2 separate regions of the Mus musculus genome follow, and region 2 is linked to region 1. Evidence: chromatin loops called from intact Hi-C (ENCODE). Cell type or tissue: heart. All regions are shown on one strand. Each heading gives the region's core, and the rest is flanking DNA. Links, peaks and the distances in the headings are about the cores only.

What was found. A loop is a pair of places that touch in the nucleus more often than their neighbours do. Peaks named below come from ENCODE experiments on the same cell type or tissue, not always from the same donor. Only the 100,000 strongest peaks of a DNase experiment are listed, where the experiment ranks them.
Region 2: a loop joins it to region 1, with 3 times the contacts of the local background. A loop is called at or near these places in 1 of 42 quality-filtered maps.

Annotation. Positions count from the first base shown.
Region 1 is chr9:58,155,874-58,161,605 of GRCm38, reverse strand. It overlaps Islr (immunoglobulin superfamily containing leucine-rich repeat), which reads left to right and starts at 3,052. Exons shown (of 2, transcript NM_001195431.1): 1 at 3,052-3,179; 2 at 3,376-5,342. The coding sequence starts at 3,384. The coding sequence ends at 4,670. In heart, for the core only: no CTCF peak of the experiment used is centred there; DNase peaks (open chromatin) are centred at 1,575, 2,485, 2,875, 3,575 and 1 weaker place; H3K4me3 peaks cover 867 bases; H3K27ac peaks cover 2,991 bases; H3K27me3 peaks cover 513 bases.
Region 2 is chr9:58,308,845-58,314,576 of GRCm38, reverse strand. It overlaps Loxl1 (lysyl oxidase-like 1), which reads left to right and starts at 1,365. Exons shown (of 7, transcript NM_010729.3): 1 at 1,365-2,891. The coding sequence starts at 1,691. In heart, for the core only: a CTCF peak has its summit at 2,805; DNase peaks (open chromatin) are centred at 1,406, 2,186, 2,956 and 4,116; H3K4me3 peaks cover 2,513 bases; H3K27ac peaks cover 3,166 bases; H3K27me3 peaks cover 499 bases.

The DNA of each region.
Region 1 (5,732 bases), core at 1,090-5,089:
AGGTCAGAGCAAGAGTGGGAAAGGAAAGGCTGGGCAAGCAGTGAGATCAACAGAGAGGAGACCAACCCCAGACTTAGGGACCTCAGAAGGCTGGAGGATGAGGTGGTTTTTATTTTCTTCTTCTCTCTTCTCTCTTCTCTCTTCTCTCTTCTCTCTTCTCTCTTCTCTCTTCTCTCTTCTCTCTTCTCTCTTCTCTCTTCTCTCTTCTCTCTTCTCTCTTCTCTCTTCTCTCTTCTCTCTCCTCTCCTCTCCTCACCTCACCTCTCCTCTCCTCTCCTCTCCTCTCCTCTCCTCTCCTCTCCTCTCCTCTCCTCTCTCTTCTTCCTTCCTTCCTTCCTTCCTTCCTTCCTTCCTTCTTCTTTTCCTCCTCCTTCTCCTCCTCCTCTCCCTTCTCTTCCTCCTCCTTTTAGTTTTAGTTTCTGTTTTTGTTTTTGAGACAGAATCTCTCTACACAGCCCTGGCTGTCCTGGAACTCTGTAGACCAGGCTGATCTGGAGCTCCCAGAGGTCTGCCTGCCTCTGCCTCCCAAGTGCCAAGAATAAAGGTGTGCGCCACTTGGTTGGTATCATCTGTGCCAGAAGGAAACAGTCACAGCAGAAGGGGTAGGGACTGAGGCTGATCTGTCCTTGGGTGAACTTTAGAGAAGTAGGGGAGAGTGGGGACTTTGAGCTCCTTGGAGGGCCCTTCAGGTAGGGCTGATGGTATGGGCTTTGTGTAGTGAGTGAGTGTGTGTGTCTGTGTTCTGAGAAACCTAGTGAGGCCCTAGTCACAAGTGAGTTGCCCCTGACAAACCCTGGGGTCAGATCCCCCCTGCTTTGTTGAATCTGAATGTGTGTAAGCCTCCAGGCTCTGCTTATCCAAACTCTCCCACACAGTAAGCAAGGTAGAAGAAAAGGCTTCCTGGGGCAGGAGAGGCAAGAAGGGCACACCTAAAGGAATCTATAATAACTTCCCTAGCTTCAGACTTGGTGTCTGCAAGCAACACTCTGGGGTCTTCAACAGCTTCATGACAAGCAGGGGAGGTAAGGAACCGTGGTGGGGCTCCTCATACACTTCTCACCGATGACAATACCCACTTCCCCTTGGCTTCACCGAGAGGGCAAGCAGAGTCTATCAGGTTAGCAGACAAGAAGAGGAAGCATGGGCGAGGGCAAGGAGGGGGGAGACAGACAGGTATAGTCTGTGGAGGGCAGAGGGGTCCATGCTAGGAGGTGTCTTTCAGTTCTCCTCCAGCTCCTTTGACTTGAACCTTTTCCTCGATCCATTCCTACCCATGGTCCTTTATGCTTGAGAGAAAGGTCTCACATCCGCCCCACAGGATGTAGCTGCCCCTTTCACATAGTGTGGGATGGTAGATTCCAGAAGTAGCAACGCTCACCATACTGTCTAGCATGTTACAGGACTTCAACACCAAGGGGACTGAGCCACAGGGACTGTTCCTGAGATGAGGCCCCGAAGCCTTGCTCTGAGTGCTGGGTCCTGGACCGTGGAACCTCTTTGTCTGCAAGCCAGGGTGTTCAGAATCCCCAGCCAGTGACACCTCTGCCAAGGCTGATTTCTGCTCTCTGTCAGGCATGCTGTCATCTCTGTCATCTTGCCTGCACATACAGCCCACTCAGTGTGGGGCTGGGCTGCTGCCTTGGGAGCTCCCTGCCCAACAGCCTCAGACTTCAGGATATATTTACTTAAAAAAAAAAAAAAAAAAGCTTAACACTTTGGCTTCTCGACCAGGGGTTAGAGCTTGGTGGCTATTCCCTACACTTTGGTCCTTACAGTTTTCCAACAAGAAGCCCCAGCACACACACACACACACACAGAGAGAGAGAGAGAGAGAGACAGACAGACAGACAGACAGACAGACAGACAGACAGACATTAAGAGAGACACACAGGAATACATACTCACGAAAAGACTAATTCATGTCCAAATACAAACCACCATCACACAGTCCCACACAGACACACACATCTCCTACTGCATATCTCTAATATACAGACTTATCCACACACAGTGACATCCATCCACTCCCCACTACCACCAAGCCCACAGTGCACACACAACAGCACACACAAACACCAACACAGCCAGGCAGGAAGAAGGGGCTGCTTTTTTTTTTTTTTCTTGTTGGAAGCGAGGTTAGAAATTTCCCACTTTCCATGAAATCCAGTTTCTCACCCTTCCCCTATTTAAAAAAAAAGCCAAAAAAACAAAAACAACCCAACTTTCTGGCCTCATCTTTTCTTGGGTCCTACACAGATAGTGCTGTGACTTTAAGAAGTTGGAACTTCAGAGATGAGGGAGAGAGAGAGAGAGAGAGAGAGAGGGAGAGAGAGAGAGAGAGAGAGAACACATGAACAACCCCAAATTTGGCCTCTTTCCCTGTCCAGTTTCTAGTGTCAGCTATGAAGCAGAGTCCCTGTTGCTGAAACTCAGTTTCATTTTGTTGAAAGGAGTCTAGCAGCACAGAGCCTTCCCCCGCAGCCCTGCTTAGAGCTGTCCCGTGCACCCTGAGCCGGGTGTGCAAACCAGCCAGACCCCTCCTCCAGCAGTCCTGGTCCTGTGGACTTGCGAGCAATCCAGTCCTTAGATGCTTTGGTTCCATCTTAAAAGCTGTTAAGCTTGACTTCAGAAGAACAGTTTGGAGGTAAGTCAGGAAAGAAGGGGCCCCCGTGGCTGGGAGCGAGGAAGCTAGGGGTGTGTTTTTAGCACATCCCTCTGGGTTTGAGGGACTTGGAACAGGCTCCTGCTCAGAGCATCTGCTTGGACAATCTCAACCCCAGAATTTCCAGCTGCATTTGAGCTGAGCCTCTGGCCCCCCTGCCTTAGCTGAGAGGTCCTAGCTGGTTTATTTAGGCAGCTGCCTGGGATAGTTTGAACAGAACAGGCCACAGAGTGGGAGGGGTGGAGGGTGTGTGTGTGCATTGCACAAGGGGCCTTGTCTGGACCAGGGAAGCAAAACATACCTATGGGGGGCTCTAGTGGGAGGAGCTGTAGCCAGGATGTGGGAGGGCAGAAGGGAGGTTCTGTGCAGTGCGGGGGGAAGGGGGTGGCTGGAAAACAGATTTCAAGTCATAAAGTCAGCTAGGAACAGGCCAAGGCAGAAAGAGCTGTGTGCAAAGGAGAAGCTGGGGTCCACTTCCATCTTGTCTTCATCCTGACTGACTGCACACACGACCTTGGCAAGTCCCAGCCCTCCTCTGGGCCTCGGTTTCTTCTCCTGTTGGGGTGAGGGTGGTGGGTTAGGTGGTATTGGATTCTGGCTGGGTTATGTGGAACAGGGCCTTCTAACGGGGAGAGTTTGGGCAGGGATCTGAGGAGGGACAACTCCTTTCTATGAATCCTAGGCTCACCCGGGTGGCATGCCCTTCCCCGTAGGACGTACCATGCGGGCACTGTGCCTGCTTTGTTGGGCTGTTCTCCTGAACCTGGTGCGAGCTTGTCCAGAGCCCTGTGACTGTGGGGAGAAGTATGGCTTCCAGATTGCAGACTGTGCCTATCGTGACCTAGAGGGTGTGCCACCGGGCTTCCCGGCCAATGTGACCACACTGAGCCTGTCAGCCAACAGGCTGCCAGGCCTGCCGGAGGGAGCCTTCAGGGAAGTGCCCCTATTGCAGTCGCTGTGGCTGGCACACAATGAGATCCGCTCGGTGGCTATTGGTGCTCTGGCCCCTCTGAGCCATCTCAAGAGTCTGGACCTCAGCCACAACCTCCTCTCTGAGTTTGCCTGGAGCGACCTGCACAACCTCAGCGCTCTGCAGCTGCTCAAGATGGACAGCAACGAGTTAGCCTTCATCCCTCGGGACGCCTTTAGCAGCCTCAGCGCCCTGCGTTCCCTGCAGCTCAACCACAACCGCCTGCACGCGTTGGCCGAGGGCACCTTCGCACCGCTCACCGCGCTGTCCCACTTGCAGATCAATGACAACCCTTTCGACTGCACCTGTGGCATCGTGTGGTTCAAGACATGGGCCCTGGCCTCAGCGGTGTCTATTCCAGAACAGGACAACATTGCCTGTACTACACCCCACGTCCTGAAGGGTATCCCACTAGGCCGCCTGCCACCCCTGCCCTGCTCAGCTCCCTCAGTGCAACTAAGCTACCAGCCCAGCCAAGATGGAGCAGAGCTACGGCCTGGCTTCGTGCTGGCACTCCACTGTGACGTGGATGGACAGCCAGTCCCCCAGCTCCATTGGCACATTCACACCCCGGGCGGCACGGTGGAGATCGCCAGTCCTAATGTAGGCACTGATGGACGTGCCCTGCCTGGTGCCCTTGCAACCAGTGGGCAGCCACGCTTCCAGGCCTTTGCCAATGGCAGCCTGCTTATCCCTGACTTTGGCAAGCTGGAGGAGGGCACCTATAGCTGCCTGGCCACCAATGAGCTAGGCAGTGCCGAAAGCTCTGTAAATGTGGCATTGGCCACCCCAGGTGAGGGGGGAGAGGATGCTGTGGGGCACAAGTTCCATGGCAAAGCAGTGGAGGGCAAGGGCTGCTATACGGTTGACAACGAGGTACAGCCATCCGGACCGGAAGACAACGTGGTTATCATTTACCTCAGCCGTGCTGGGCCCCCAGAAGCTGCAATAGCAGCAGACGGGAGGCCTGCGCAGCAGTTCTCTGGCATACTTCTGCTAGGCCAAAGCCTGCTTGTTCTCTCCTTTTTCTACTTCTAACTACACCCTGCCCTGGTTGGCTAGAGCAGCTCCAGGGCCTTCCTAACTCCCCCTGATCACGTTCCTGCCAATGTTCCGTCTTAACACCACGAGGTCTGGAATTGGTGAGGCCTGAGGTTAGCCTGGGGACTTCACATTTTCCTATCACCTTTTCTAAGCTCATCCAGGCCGCTCATTACTCCAATTTGCAGATCTGCTCAGAACTAGCAGCTAGGATAGAACTATATCCCAAAACTCATCATCTCTAGTGCTAGTTGCTGCTAACAGCATTGCCTGTGCTCCTAGCAGGGGCAGCCTGCTAACAGGGCAACAACAATGTCTTAACCTGACCTACTTTGAGAGTTCTAGCCATGGAGGTAAAGAGCTTGTGGAGGCCATCCAGGTGGGCACTGGGGCTGGGCTAGAAGGGGGTCTGGAGTGGCCAGTACAGGATCTGGAAAGGAGGTACCACGGGCCATGGCTGGGCAGGCTAAAAGCTTTCCTGTTTTTAGATGCTCTCTGATGAGATATGGAAATCATCCCTCACTGGGCCTTTCTCTCCTCTCACCCCAAGCCCCACAGCATGTGCCTGCCTCTTGAGACACTTACTCCCCCTCCTCCTCTGAAGAGGCTAGCCAGTCTGGGTAGCAGAAAAATAAATAAATAAATAAATAAATAAATAAACAAACAGCATTTCTGATGCTCTGCTTTCATCTGCTTAGAATTCTGTTGGGATCAAAGACTCTTTATCAGAGGGTGGGATGGCCATATGTGAGAGTTGTGCCAACACAGGACAAGAACCAGAGGACATATGTGGCATGGAAGGGGAGCCCAGACTCATTACTAAGCCTTAACATGTACCAAGCTGCAGATTTACTGTCTTCAAACTAGCCCATGGGATGAGGGAGACAGAAACTTAACCATTGCTTTCTGCATTTTGTAAAGGGTTTGTAAGGTGGTGGGAAGGCCTGGGCTGTAGCCCTAAGAAGAGTGTCAGGAATAGAGATGTATATGGTTGGGGCCAGATCGGGCAAGAGGAAGGAAGGAGACTGAAGGAAGGTTGGGGAAGCAGGGGACAGAACA
Region 2 (5,732 bases), core at 842-4,841, 150 kb before region 1:
CAGAGGCAGGTGGATTTCTGAGTTCAAGGCCAGCCTGGTCTACAAAGTGAGTTCCAGGACAGCCAGGGCTACAGAGAAACCCTGTCTCGGGGGGGGGGGGGGGGAAGATATCCAGTGTCCCAAGACACATATGTGAAGTATCAGTCCTGAAACCCACAGTTTGGTGGGTTGATAGATGCTTCCTGGTAAGGATGGAGGGCAGAGGGGTCCTGGTTCCCAAAGAGCATCATTCTGGCTGTTTCCTCCTTAAACGGGGCCCAGGAGTTTACAAAACAGAGTCATCCAGCATTGAGGACAGATCCTTCCTGTCTTGTTTATAAGTCTCAGGGGGTAATCTTTGCCCTCCAGCTCCCAAGGCCAAACAGAAGACAGCCTAGGGGAAGCCTGGAGAACAGCATTTAGAGGGTAACCTCTTAGGTACCAAGTAAAAGTTAAAATTTACCTTTCTTCTTAGCCCTGACATCCCCGGAGGGAACAGAGAATCGGCCAGAACAGATGGAGTTCTGTGGAATAATCCCCCAGTGATCAATGTGTCCACTAACTCAGAGTTGGGAAGGAGCATGCGATTCCCAGGCCACGGCTCTCCCAAGGCCTCCCTCTCTCTGCTTTATGTTAAAGGTTCCCCTTGCCTCACAATGGCATATCTCATATCCAAGGCTGCCACCGGCTGGGTTCTTCTTATTCATGTTTAGACTCCGATTATTTCTGGCTATCAACTCAGGAAGCACAGGGCAGAAGCCACTGGAGGGGGTGGGGGGTACGTGATGTCAGCATCTGCCCTGAGCTCCCAAGTCCCCTTCAGCAGAGAGACATACCTATCCTAGTTCCCAAGCCTGTAGACTGAGACCTGGTAGAAGAGCTGAAGGTTCAGTGTCTTTGTACTCAGGACCAAACGCCCAATGTCTTCAGGATGCAGAATTACAGGGTGGCCCCAGCCAGAGGTGGGCATCTCCCCAGGGAGTCTCACCAACCAGGATGTCTCTTAGCACTAGCTTTGGAGAAGGGAGAAGGCACCCCAAGAACCCTAGGAAGAGGTGAAGTCAACGAAGAAAGTGGAATTAAAAAAAAAAAAAACCTGTGTCCAGGACTGAGTGGAACCAGCAGGGTAGTGCCCACATCTTAATCCTGCTATGTTTGCCAGAAACCCCACTTACCAGGCCTGAGTCCCCAGGGGCCCCCTCCTCCGCCCTACCTCATTCCCTTCCTCCCAGGCAGGTCTGTGGCTTGGCTGGAAGCTACAGGACTAAGGGAGCACTGATCTGTGGGACAGGCCACATAGCTAAAACCCGGCGGGCCGTAGGGCCCCGCGGAGGAGGCCCCAGCAGGCGGACCAGGTTTCTGAAACCTCCAGACACTTTCAGCCTGTTGCTTATTCATTCAGAGTGGGAAAGCGCCAGCCTAGCGAGCAGCCAGCCAGTGTGGGGCTGGCCATGTAAGGGCCCCAGGAGGTCCTGCCCGTCCCGTGCCCTACGGAAAGCCTCGTGCAGCCCTGGGCACCGCCCCTGCCCTGCCCTGACCCCTTGGCCTCGAAATGCTGTCATCGGAGGAGCCGTCCCGCTCGGGACAAGGCCAGGATGGACAAAGCTAGAGCTTGGGCAGGCGAAGAGCCATCCTGTCCTCGAGGCCGTGGGAAGAGAAGCACGCACCGAGGCCCACTCTCTGCCCACCCGGCCTCTGCAGAAGGGCCACTATGGCTCTGGCCGGAGCCGGCAGCCAGCTGAGGACCCTGGTGTGGAGTGCCTGCCTGTGCGTCCTGGTGCACGGGCAGCAAGCGCAGCCAGGACAGGGCTCGGACCCAGGACGCTGGCGGCAGCTGATCCAGTGGGAGAACAACGGGCAGGTGTACAGCTTGCTCAACTCGGGCTCTGAGTACGTGCCCGCGGGGCCCCAACGAGGGGAGACTAGCTCCAGGGTTCTACTGGCAGGCGCGCCCCAAACGTCGCAGCGGCGCAGTCAGGGGGGACCCCGGCGTCGGCAGGCGCCGTCCCTGCCCCTGCCCGGACGCGTGGGTTCGGACACTGTGCGCGGCCAAACGCGGCACCCGTTCGGCTTCGGCCAGGTGCCCGACAACTGGAGAGAGGTGGCCGTCGGGGACAGTACCGGCATGGCTCGGGCCCGCACCTCCGTCTCCCAGCAACGGCACGGGGGCTCCGCCTCCTCCTCGGTTTCGGCCTCGGCCTTCGCCACCACCTATCGCCAGCCATCCTCCTACCCGCAGCAGTTCCCCTATCCGCAGGCGCCCTTCGTAAACCAGTATGAGAACTACGATCCCGCGTCACGGACCTACGAACAGGGCTACGTGTACTACCGTGGTGCGGGCGGCGGCATGGGCGCGGGGGCAGCGGCTGTAGCCTCGGCTGGGGTCATCTATCCCTTCCAGCCCCGGGCGCGTTACGAGGACTACGGAGGTGGAGGAGGCGAGGAGCAGCCCGAGTACCCGGCCCAGGGCTTTTACCCAGCCCCAGAGAGGCCCTATGTGCCCCAGCCCCAACCCCAGCCCCAGCCCCAGCCGCAGCCTCAGCCCCAACCTTCCGACGGCCTTGACCGTCGTTACTCGCACAGCCTGTACAATGAAGGCACCCCGGGATTCGAGCAGGCCTACCCTGATCCCAGCACCGACGTGTCGCAGGCCCCCGCGGGGGCCGGTGGCACCTACGGTGGCGCTGGCGATCCTCGCCTCGGCTGGTACCCGCCCTATGCAGCCAATGTGCCACCGGAGGCCTACGTCCCTCCGCGTGCGGTGGAGCCACAGCCCCCATTCCGCGTGCTGGAGCCACCTTACTTGCCCGTGCGAAGCTCTGATGCGCCCTCCCAGGGTGGGGAGCGGAACGGCGCCCAGCAGGGCCGTCTCAGCGTGGGTAGTGTGTACCGACCCAACCAGAATGGTCGCGGTGAGTACAATCCACGAGCGCCTTGGCTCGACATTTTGGCCACTGGTGAATTGCTGGTGCGGACCCTGTTTGTTTCTTATCAAAGGCCTTCCAGTGGTGGCTTAACAAGGACCATGCAGCCCCTGCGTGCCTCTCCTCCTGAATCCAACTATTATCCATCTGGGTCAAAGGCCTATCTGGTAGGCCTGTGTTTTGACTCTGGCTTGGGGAGAATAGTGGAAGGACTAGCCAAGTTTTAAGTACTTTGCAGATCTAGCTGGGGTCATCTAGGGACGAGTGGGGAAAGTCTTGCTCCCTTGCTTCTCCCTCTCCCAGGGAATCTCTTAACACTTTTAGAAATTTCCCCTATGCCTGTGCACAAAGTGAGGCAAAGGATCATGGGAGTCTTGGACCTTCAGGGTCAAGAGGCCTTAAGAATGCTTCTAGAGCCGGGCGTGGTGGCGCACGCCTTTAATCCCAGCACTCGGGAGGCAGAGGCAGGTGGATTTCTGAGTTCGAGGCCAGCCTGATCTACAAACTGAGTTCCAGGACAGCCAGGGCTATACAGAGAAACCCTGTCTCGAAAAACCAAAAAAAAAAAAAAAATGCTTCTAGAGATGCTGCAGTGTCCTTGTGCCCTTAGTGAGGTGAGTAAACAGCCAAAGAGCTGCACTAGAACAGACAAAATTTTCAGACCCCTGAGGTGATCCCAACACGGCTGGGGATGCCAGAGCCCACTGGCCAGGGCATAAAATTCAACTGAGCACTAAAGAAACCACAGTAATGAAGATTAGTACTATTTCAGTGCATTAAAAAAAATCTCTTATGAACAAATATGTCCAAATTTTAAACAGACTCAATAATGTTTCCATAACCTGGGGCAAACTGAAAAATCAATAATGGGTCCTTTTTTTATTTGAAATGGGATATTTGTTCATTGCAGATTTTTTGTATTGATTTTGTTTTTAAACACATCACATTAAATATTACTTCTCTAGGGCACCGTACTTCATGATGTTCTGTAAAACATAACCCAGGCTCGTGCTCCACGACCTCACTCTCGTCTTGGCTCTGAGGGAGAGTCCCAGGAAATGTCTGAAGACAGGCCACCCTCTGGCTCTCCCCAGGGATGAAGATATGACCTATCCTTGGGAAGGCCATGTCATCTGCACACAAGGGTCAGGGTGGAGTAGTCTTCCTCTGCCAGATGGGCAGCTTCCACATGTGCTGTTACTGTGACAGGGGCCAACTGTTGCGTCTGGCCAGTGCTGGATGGCCATCAGCCCGTCCGCAGCTGTCCTAGAATCCCCTTGCTGATGCTCTCCATACAGGGCTGCCTGTATGTCAAGCTTTCCACCGAGTTCTCAATGCACACGCAGTGCACCCTGGGGCAGCGCCCTGTCTGCAATTGCCTTCTCCATACCAGGGTTGCTATACCAGGGCTGTCGGGTGAAAAGGAGCCTTTGGGACTCAAGGGTGTTGGAGCTCAGCCCAGCCTTGGCTCCTCAGTCTCTGTCAGCACTGAATAACGATTTCTCCCGCCAAGATGGCCTGATTGAAGGGCTGCTGTTTGGGGGACCCTGAAGCTGAAGACCAGGGGAAGGAGAGCCTGAAGGGAAGGAGAGCGATCACTGTGTCCCGGTCATTGCACAGGCTTGAGTCGAACTCTGCATCCCACTTTGAAAACCATAGGAGCTGGGGGTGAATCATAAAATGGGTTGGGGTGGGGGGGCTTCTATGAGACAATGCCAAACACCTCCACCGAGCTCTGTCACCAGCTTGGCATAGCCTGCAGCAGTCTACCATGGCTTTGTGCTGACTTGCCTCTCCTGGGAGCCCCTTGTAAGAGGTGTGGGGGGGGGGGGCGTTACCTATCAAGTACTTGACTTTAGTGGCTGCTTTTCTTAGAATGTAAGACCCCATCTCAGCAAAGCTCAACCGGGAGGGCTCCACCTCTAGGCTGAGGCAAAAACAGAGGCCTCAAGTGGCACAAAGCTGGCCTCGAGCCAGCGTGTTTCCTAGGGACCCTCTGTGGCCTGTGAATTTTCAAGGAAGTCATTTGGTTCAGAGGAGGATAGACTAGGGCAAGGTCCATGTCTGGAGTGGGATTCCTGACACTCGGCAGGCTCTGGCTACTGTTCCTAAGCCCCACAGTTCATTTCAGACCAAATGTGCTTCTCCCCTGAAGGCAGTGTGTTCTTGAGACCAAGGTGGATAGGTTGGCATGCATCAGACTCAGGCTCTGCTCTAAGGGAAGCACAGAAGAAAGGACAATTTGGTGCCGTGAATAGGTCAGCACTGGGAATAAGAGCTGTGGGAGGTACAGAGCAGTGCTCCCTCAGCTTGGGGGAGCACTCACACGGAGCACTCACACCGTCATATCCATAACTCAGCCCTGAGTGGGCTTCTGAATTCCACCTCAAAAATCAAAGGATCCGAACCAGGTGGTGGTGGCATCGCAAGACTTTGTCTCAGCACTCGGGAGGCAGAGGCAGGCTGATCTCTGAGTTCAAGGCCAACCTGGTCTACAGAGTGAGTTCCAGGACAGCCAGGGCTACACAGAGAAACCCTGTTTCAAAAAAAAAAAAAACAAAACAAAACAAAAACAGACAGCAAATGGAATCACAGGAGCTGGGAGTGAATCAGACTGGGGAGGGGGGAACATCTGTTATGCAGGGGAGTGGGAAACATCTGTAATGCAGGGGAGGAGGAACATCTGTAATGCAACACTGAGTGCCTCCAATCCAGAGGCTCAGAGAGAACTTCTCAGAGGAGGAGGAGGTGGCCAAGCTTTGTGCAGGGGAACACAATCAGCATTCTCGAAGTTCCCTCTTCTGTGATCATGGAGAAAATAGGGGATGG